Linked DNA regions of Homo sapiens: region 1 is linked to region 2. The links are chromatin contacts, found by Hi-C or POLR2A ChIA-PET in ENCODE. All regions are on one chromosome and are shown on one strand. The core of a region is the stretch at or near the end of the contact, and the rest is flanking DNA. Distances in the headings are between cores, read along the strand shown.

Region 1 (4,365 bases), core at 614-3,113, 1.3 Mb before region 2:
TGTGCTCAATGATCTTGATGCAACTGTTTTCACATTATGCTCTGTTTATCCATTCATTCATTTAATTACTATTTATGGAACAGCTCCTATATAAAAATATTTTTCTCGGCTGGGCACAGTGGCTCACGTCTGTAATCCCAGCACTTTGGGAGGCCAAGGCAGGCGATCATTTGAGGTCAGGAGTTCGAGACCAGCCTGGTCAACATGGTGAAACCCCATCTCTACTAAAAATACAAAAATTATCTGGGCACGGTGGCACACGCCTGTAATCCCAGCTACTAGGGAGGCTGAGGCAGGAGAATTGCTTGAACCAGGGAGACAGACGTTGCAGTGAGCCACGATTGTGCCACTGCACTCCATCCTGGGCAACAGAGCAAGACTCTGTGTCTCAAAAAAAAAAAAAATTTTCTCTACCATGCTATCCCTAAATTAAGGTACTTAGGCTACCACAAAATATAGGTTTGATGATAACATGAAGTAAAATGTTTATACTAAACTGTTAATTTTCCCCTTTGATGATAAAGAAGTTAGATAGCTATTTCCAATTACATTTTTAATTTCTCCATTGTACAATGTAATATTAATATAAATCTTACAATAAACAAACATCCTGGCTTAAGTAAAAGTTACCACAAGGTGGTGCTGAGAAGTTAGCTTTCTGAACATGGAAGAATCTTTGCTTTTAAATTTAAGTCTGATATTTTCTTAAGCTAATATTGATCAGGTAAAGATCTCATTTGCATATATCAAAAAATCTCATTTACTAAAAAATTAAAAAAAATATTGTATAGTTTCTGTTTGGCCTCAATTTTCAACTTTTTTTCTTTTTTTTTAAATCATTGATGTTGAGGTTTAAACTGTTAGCTTTGGAAAGATCACTTTTCATGGTATGGGCGTTTTACACCTAATCTCTGTGTGGGAGGTGCTTCCCAGCTGATTACTCAAACGGGCAAATGTTTATCAGGAAACTGTGTTTACCCAGTATTCCCATGCTGAAAAGAAACAGCAATAGCAAACTTCCTTCCCAAGCATTTAAATTCAAATGAGGCTGCTTATTACCTGAAGTATATAGGAAATCAAGTCTTAATCTAAAAAACAAAAAAGCCCATCGAATAGAAAAAGTGCCAATCTCATGTAGCTCTTCAACAGTTAATTTATTAAGCACCGTTTGGTACCTAACAGCCAAGTCAAAGGGCTGAGAGCATTCCAAAGGAAGTCATGGAATTAATGTCACCTTTGCTTCTCATGTCTAAGAGAGCACTTTTTGTGAGGTAGCAAGCCTCCTACCACACCAAAAGCTACAGCACACCTGTGCAGCTGAGTGAGGCCAGCAACGGAGGGGTTGCCCAGAGGTAGCTACCGACTCATTGACCCATGTGCTCCTACTTGTACAAATAATATCACTTAAAGTCCAGGAAGCAATAAAGAAAGTTTTAAAAAATACCATTTAGTGTATATCATGAAAGTAGTATATAGTAGTAGTAGTAGTAGTAGTTGTTATCTACTGAACCAAATTTTTCCATCTTAGTCACATACATTACTGCCAATATCACATGGCATTAGTTTTTTCTACCACTTTCAAGATAAAACTAGTGGTATTAGTTTTTTCTATACTTTCAGGATATACACTAAAAGGTACTATCGTAATGAAATGCAAACTTAAAAGGCAGGAGCTAAATTTATTTCAGCTTTCTTGGATCACATTATGTGTAGCTCATTTTGTACTATAACATGTGGAATGAATGTTTGTATATCAAAGCCTCATGGTAGAGCAGAAAGACCACAGGACTAGAATCCAGAAGCGCTGAATCCTGGTCCCAAAACTGGTAAAACCTCAGTGTGTGACTAAGAGCAAGTCACGTAACCCAAGCTTTCAGTTCCCTTATCTGTGAAATGAATGACTTAGACTACAATAACTTCCCAAGGCCCTTCCCCTTCTCAAGTTCCATGATTCTTCATTTAAAACATGTTAAATATAATAGCTGAGAGGCCTGTGCTGAAGTTCAAGTCTGATACCAGTGTTCTTTTAATTTTCTTAGAAGTAGGGAAATAATTGACTTCTTTTGAAGCCATTGGCTGGCTGAATTCATAATAGCACAGGTTCAGTTCTCACATATCCTGGTTTTTACTAACTGTGTGACCTTCGGCAGCCTCTCTGTGCCTCAACTGCCTTGGTGATAAAATGGGAGTAATAATAGTGACCACTGCACAGATATGTTATGAAGATAAAATGAGATTATACCAGTACAGTATTTTGTGCAGTGCCAGGCACATAGTTAAAAGCTCCATTTGTGTTAACCTTTGTTCTTACTATTCTTTGTTAAATAAATGTGTCCTTTGTATACAAACACTTATTGATAACCTATCAAAGTGGTTTTCTTACTTTTTCCAATGCCAAGAATCTCTATTTCACCACAGACTCCATGTTTGAAATAGTTTTATTTACTGAACCAAATTTTTCCATCTTAGTCACATATATCACTGCCAATATCATATCAAAATCCAGGGTTCTATACCTAATTTTCAGCCCCAAACCAAAGGAATCCTGAGGTAGCCTTATCATAGAGAAATTAGTTCAATTAAACCTCCTGAAGAGTTAAATATACAAACTCCAGAGACTTTAACTTGGAATCAATAGCACGTAAGCTGTATGAAGTAACAAGATGTGGTTCATAGTCTCTTAAGAGCTCAGAATTTAGGAAGACAGAAAGGCATAACCACCATACTAATTTAGGACAGAAAGAGGAGGAAAGGGAAAGGAATGGTTCAGAGCACAGAGAGAATTCTGAGCAAGGAAGGACTTGAAAGAAATAAGCAGGTGCAACTGCCTCCCTCACCTTACTTCCAAATACTGCCATCTCCAGATATCCCTTCTGAGAACCTAGGATTAGAGCCTGTCCTTTGAGCTAAGAAACTGTCTTTGGAAATCTTATTTATAAATGCAAATATGTTCACTGTTAGAGATATAATCAATCTGATATAAGGGTTCAATCAGTTTCTTAGGGAAGGAAAAGGTTCTAAGGGAACAGAGTGTTAAGACAAGGAAAGTTATGCATTAATGCCTGAGGAGCAGGTTCAAAGGCCACCTGGTAAGCAAGACAGCCACCTGGCTGTGTGGGAGCTGGCTAGACAAACTCTACTCCACAAAGCTCCCAGAGTACCTGGACGGCTGGTGAACCAGAAGTGGGTCTGCCAGAGCCATGGCATCACCATTGCACCTGAAAACATGGCTGCTGCGACACAGCTACAGTATCAGCAGCGGGAAGAGTAATCCTATCACAGAGGAGAGGCAGACATAGCTTCCGTTTGTGGCTGCCCATGTAGAAGAATCTCAATGGTCAAATGAACTAGACAGCAAGAAAAGCAGAATCCAGTAAGCTAATAAGGTTAAACTTGAAAAATTAATATAAACACATGACTTTTAAGAGGAATCCCTAGAGAGTGGTGGTTCCACATCTCAAAGCAGAAATAATCAGGATAGGACTGGAACATCCTGTTGTGACCACGAGCAAGGATATTTCAAAGAATGTCAGGGACGGTGCTAGAAGGACAAGGAAGTGGGCCAGAAAGAGCTCAGACTGACCAAGCTGAAACAATCTGGTTCATCAAAAAGAAAGAGATATTAATCTTGGTTAAGTCTGAGAAAGGCCACAGGTTCAAAACAATAATCAAGAGAATAATATACAGTGTCCAAAAAGGAAGTTGTAATAAAAAAAAGAGATAAATAGCGAATGTGTATTTATATTGACTTTAACAAGTTGGGGAGCATTATTAAAACACAAGTACTTTGTTTCTTCTATATCTGTTTTTTGTTTGTTTGTTTTGTTTTGTTTTGTTTTGTTCTTTGAGACGGAGTCTCGCTCTGTTGCCCAGGCTGGAGTGCAGTGGCGCGATCTTGGCTTATTGTGATCTCCGCCTCCTGGGTCTATTCTCCTGCCTCAGCCTCCCGAGTAGCTGGGACTACAGGCGTGTGCCACCATGCTTTTTTTTTTTTCTTTTAATTGAGATGGAGTCTCCCTCTGTTGCCCAGGCTAGAGTGCAGTGGCACAGTCTCAGCTCACTGCAACCTCCGCCTCCCAGGTTCAAGCGATTCTCCTGCCTCAGCCTCCCGAGTAGCTGTGATTATAGGCACCTGCCACCACACCTGGCTAATTTTTGTATTTTTGGTAGAGATGAGGTTTCACCATCATGGCCAGGCTGATCTTAAACTCCTGACCTCACATGATCTGCCTGCCTCAGCCTCCCAAAGTGCTGGGATTACAGGCATGAGCCACAACACCTGGCCTATATTTGTTTATATATAGATATTTTTATACTATTTATACTACATGAAAGAATAAAGACCAAGAACTTTGAGTAAACTAA
Region 2 (4,281 bases), core at 1,427-3,926:
TTTCAATGGTGTTTCAACACTGATGAGGGAAGAAAATTATTATACTTCCCAGCCAGGGCCACTGTGTATGTGGAGTTTGCATGTTCTCCCTATGTCAGCATGTTTCCTCCAGGTATTCTGGTTTCCTCTCACATCCCAAAGATGTGTATGTTAGGCTCATTGACTTATCTAACTGGTCTCAGAATGAGTGTGTGTGTGTGAGTGAGCACGCTCTTCAATGAAATGGCCTCCTGTGCTGGGTTGGCTCCTGCCTTGAGCCCTGAGCTGCCAGGATAGGCTCCAGCCACTCTCAACCCTGAACTGGAATGACTAGGTAAATAATTATCTTATTTGTTTTTATTAGTCTTTCTTAAATATATATATTTTTATTAATCTTTCTTAAATATATATGACATTTCTTATATATATTTATTAAATATATATTAAATATATTAAGAAATATCTTAAATATATATCTTAGATATTTATTATATATATTAAATATATTAAGAAATATCTTAAATATATATCTTAGATATTTATTAAATATATTAAATATTTATTATTAAATATATATTTAATAAATATCTGATATATATTTAAGATATTTCTTAAATATATATATTTAATAAATATATATATAGCTCACGTTTATTTCAATGTTTAATAGTAAAGGTGTTTTGGTGTTTATTTACAAGTTTGGTAATGTTTTTGTGACCAGAAATATGTTGTAAGAACTTAACTCTCATATATATCAATTAGACAATGGTAAAATTGGTTTCCTTGTAAGTCATTTTGTTTTAGGTTGCAGTTTCCAAGACCCTACCGACAGACATTAAGTGAGGACTTATTGCACTTAGCTTGTTACCAGCTGTTTGGAGCAAGTACTGTTACTAGTGGAGTCATCTTTCCCTCTGGGGCAAATGGAGCCACTCACCACCATTTACTGGGTATGCATCCCCCAATTCCTGTGAAAGCAGAGTTGGATAATTAAAAGAATGGGTGAAGTGGGCATAGTGGCATGAGATTGTAGTTCCGGCTATTTGGGAGGGTGAGGTGGGAGGACAGCTTGAGCCCAGGAGTTGGAGATTAGCTTGGGCAACACAGAAGAATGCGCTAATGAATTAATTAAACAGTGGGTGAGCAGGAAAGGTGATAGGAATTTAGGTCTGATTTAGACACGGAGGGTATAAATGGACTACTGTTAAAAAAAATAAAAAAGAGGTCTAGTTCTTTGCATATTTATTATTGCTCTGCCTAATTTACAGAGTTGAGGCGAGGAATTTTATTTAAGTAAGTTACTTATTCAAGTAAGTTTATTTTTTTATTTTTTGAGACATGGTATGACTCTGTTGCTCAGGCTGGAGTGCGTTTGCTCAATCATAGCTCATTATAACCTCAAACTCCTGGGCTCAAGCGATCCTCCCGCCTCAACCTGAGTAGCTGGGACTACAGGCCCATGCTACCATGCCCTGCTAATTAAAAACAAATTTTTTGCAGAGATAGGGGTCTCACCATGTTGCCCAGGCTGGTCTTGAACTTCTGGTCTCAAGCAATCCTCCTGCCTCGGCCTCCAATGCATTGAGGTTACAGGTAGAGCCACCACCCCCAGCCTCAAGTTAAGTTTAGAAGATAATCACCAATCAAGCATTTTAAATAGCAGTGGCTTGAATATACATAGTAAAAACACAAAATAATAATAATGATAATAATGGCAAAGCTACTCCATATAGTGAAAAGGGCAATGAATTGGGAAGTCAGAAATCTCTAGCTCCATCCATTTATGACAAAACTTAGACTTTATATGTGCTAGATGCTGGAGACTCCAAGGTGAATACTAAACACTTGCTATGGGAAAACAACTTGGTCTTTTCTTGAATCTTCTTCTCACTTGGCAAGTGGAAGCTCACTTGGCTTTGTTTTGAATTAGTTTGAATTAAAAATGTTCAACTAGACTGAAACACATCAAATATATAAAATTCTAGTACTTCATTAAAACGCAATTGACTACTTTTGGAGGTTGCTAGGCATTACTATTATTATAAAAATTGATAAAAGAGGAAAAAATAAAGCATTTATCCTGCCTTTCCTGCATAATCTGTATTTCAGGTAACCAAAGCGTTGTTGAGAGAAAAAAAAAATGCAAAATACATCACTGAGATTAGTTGATGAGCTAAAACTTCTGATAAACGTATCTGTTTTGTCTACCTCAGAGGACACTTGAGGAGAGGCTGTCAAGGGATTAAAGGGAAAGGAAGCACTTGGTGGGCTGCAAAAACTCTCTTTAGGTCTAAGGTCGCATTCTGGCTCCAGAATGCCAGGGCTGCTGGGGCGGGCAGGAGCTGACAGCTCTTCCCGTATCTGGGGCTCACAAGCATCAGGTGCATGGCAGGTCACCCTCCCGGCCAAGGGTGTTAAGCAGGCTCGGTCTGAGTTCTGGGTGCGCCACGCCTGCCTTTCTGGTCTCTGCAGCAGCAACCCCAGCACCCTCAAAGCCTAGCGACCGAGAATGAGAAACCGTGAAAAAAACACGCAGCGGCAGGCCACGCCCAGAGTAGGCCTGCGCGCGCGCGCGCGGCCTCCCACTTCCGGCCACGGGAGCTGGGGGCGGGGCCGAGCGCTGCGCAGGGCTCCGTCGTGTGGCGAGCGGCTGCCCCCTGTCTGCGACGAGCGGCGGGACCCGCGGGCCGCCTCGCAGACTGCTACCCCGCCGCGCTCGCGGCCGCCTGCGTCCTCCTCAGCAGCCCTGCGACAAGTCCCGGCTCCTGCTGCGATTATATTATTTTTATTTTTAATTCACAATTTCCCCTGGCCCTCAAAGCGTTTTTTTGTTTGCGGGCAAGAGGGAGTTAGAGGAGGGTAAAAAAGACTTTGAATGTGAGGCAAAGATGGAGGAAGGCGTCCAGGCCCCAGACTGGGACAGTGATGAAACTGTGATAGAGGGTTCAGTGACGGAGAGCGACCTGGAAGAAAAGGAGCTGCCCTGGAGAAGGTGACCATCATTAGGGCCACAGTGCCTGAACCCTCGCGCCAGGGCGGCCCAGGTGCCCTCTGAGGGGGTCAGAGTTTTGAGTGGAGATCGTGACCAGAACATGTGCTTGTGGGCAGGATCAGAGCCTTGTGGGGCAGCCGTGCCTGAGCTGAGAGCTTGTAAATAAGCAAACACAGTCTGTTCCCACCTACCCCCAACCAGCTAGGGATAAAATGAGGTTTGTACTAGGTGGCTTTATAGCATTTTTCAAAAGGCTTTCCTTTTGGGGGCTTTAAGTCTTTTTGCACAAGCAAAAAAGATCTTGGGTCTGAACTTAACTGCATTTTGTTTCAGGAGACTTCATTTTGCTTCAAGAGACTCGTAGCTCAGTTCTAGGAAAATGGGTAACAGTTTCTCTCAAGAAAAGAATGTGTGATGGGGAAACTGGTCCCTGCCAAACTGGAAACGAATAGTTTTATACGAATCCAAAAAAGTCGGTATTTCAGGTTATCGAAACCTTTCTCTAACATATTCTCTGTGCTAGACACAGGGAAAAGAGGGCAGGGATGAGGCCACTAGGTCTGCTTCATATGTGCTCAGGGCTGTGTCTGGGACTTAAGTTGGATCGTACACAGAATTAGGTCATTCTCCTTTCCCTCTCTCTCTTCTCCAGGATTCTCCTGCCCCCTTTCCTCATCATACCCACTTGCCAGTTCATATGATCAGAAAGACAGGTTTCTTTGAGTGTTAGCCTTTTCACTATACAGCAGTTCCTTACAAGGGGGACAGCCTTTAGCACAGAGTTAAGAAAAGAGAGAAAAAAGGGGGATTCTGTCCACACTTTTCAGGCAATACCGATCCCTTTTCCCAGTTCCTCTGGTAGACACTTTCTCTTGAGTTTTATGTTCCCCAGTTGCCATGGTTGGTGTCTGCTCTGAGGCTAGGGCCAGCCTTGGGGCAGGGCTGGGAGGTGAGAGAGAAAGCAACATAAAGCCCTGGGCTTTGTCCTATACCTTCTGGCATGCAGGGGTCATTTTCCTTGGTCTTCTGGATAAAAATAGGTTTACTGTCTGTGCCCACTGGATGGTTCAAAGCTGAAAGACAAAAAAGAACCAAAAAACCGAAAACAAACTGAAACTCGTCAATAAATGGGTTGTTATTAAGATTTCAACTTCAGTCCCCAATCTACCTGCTATTGTTTACTTTTCAAGGTTCTCGAGTAGTTTTTAAAAAATATTCATTCGGAGTTTTTGGTTGTAATGAGAAACAGGCAGAGGTTGCTATGAGCCAAAATGACTCCACTGCACTCCAGCCTGGGCGACAGAGTGAGA

Evidence for each region. Hi-C counts contacts between places; a loop is a spot of excess contacts on that map. ChIA-PET counts read pairs that join two places held with the same protein, here RNA polymerase II (POLR2A). Pooled maps may share reads with other maps.
Region 1: a map of OCI-LY7 shows a loop between it and region 2 (11-fold over the local background). The contact joins the enhancer-like site here to the promoter of ANKRD31 in region 2. A Hi-C loop is called at or near these places in 1 of 168 maps with a recorded cell type or tissue (OCI-LY7) and 3 of 50 pooled maps. POLR2A ChIA-PET finds 5 or more read pairs at or near these places in 1 of 52 experiments (PC-9).

What each region holds. Positions count from the first base shown.
Region 1 is chr5:76,579,914-76,584,278 of GRCh38, reverse strand. The region is part of intron 5 of IQGAP2 (IQ motif containing GTPase activating protein 2); the gene reads right to left. Among named protein-coding and RNA genes, the nearest start is that of F2RL2, 41 kb to the left of the region's middle. RefSeq lists an enhancer at 1,963-2,052. Within about 2 kb of position 1,863, at least 4 of the 41 ENCODE cell types and tissues checked have a DNase peak (open chromatin) inside an H3K27ac peak, as active enhancers do; they include OCI-LY7, where a contact is called at or near this core.
Region 2 is chr5:75,235,273-75,239,553 of GRCh38, reverse strand. ANKRD31 (ankyrin repeat domain 31) reads left to right here and starts at 2,676. Exons shown (of 26, transcript NM_001372053.1): 1 at 2,676-2,971. The coding sequence starts at 2,868. LOC124901006 (a long non-coding RNA gene) reads right to left here and starts at 2,516. Exons shown (of 2, transcript XR_007058823.1): 1 at 2,188-2,516. RefSeq lists a silencer at 2,436-2,735 and an enhancer at 2,786-2,955.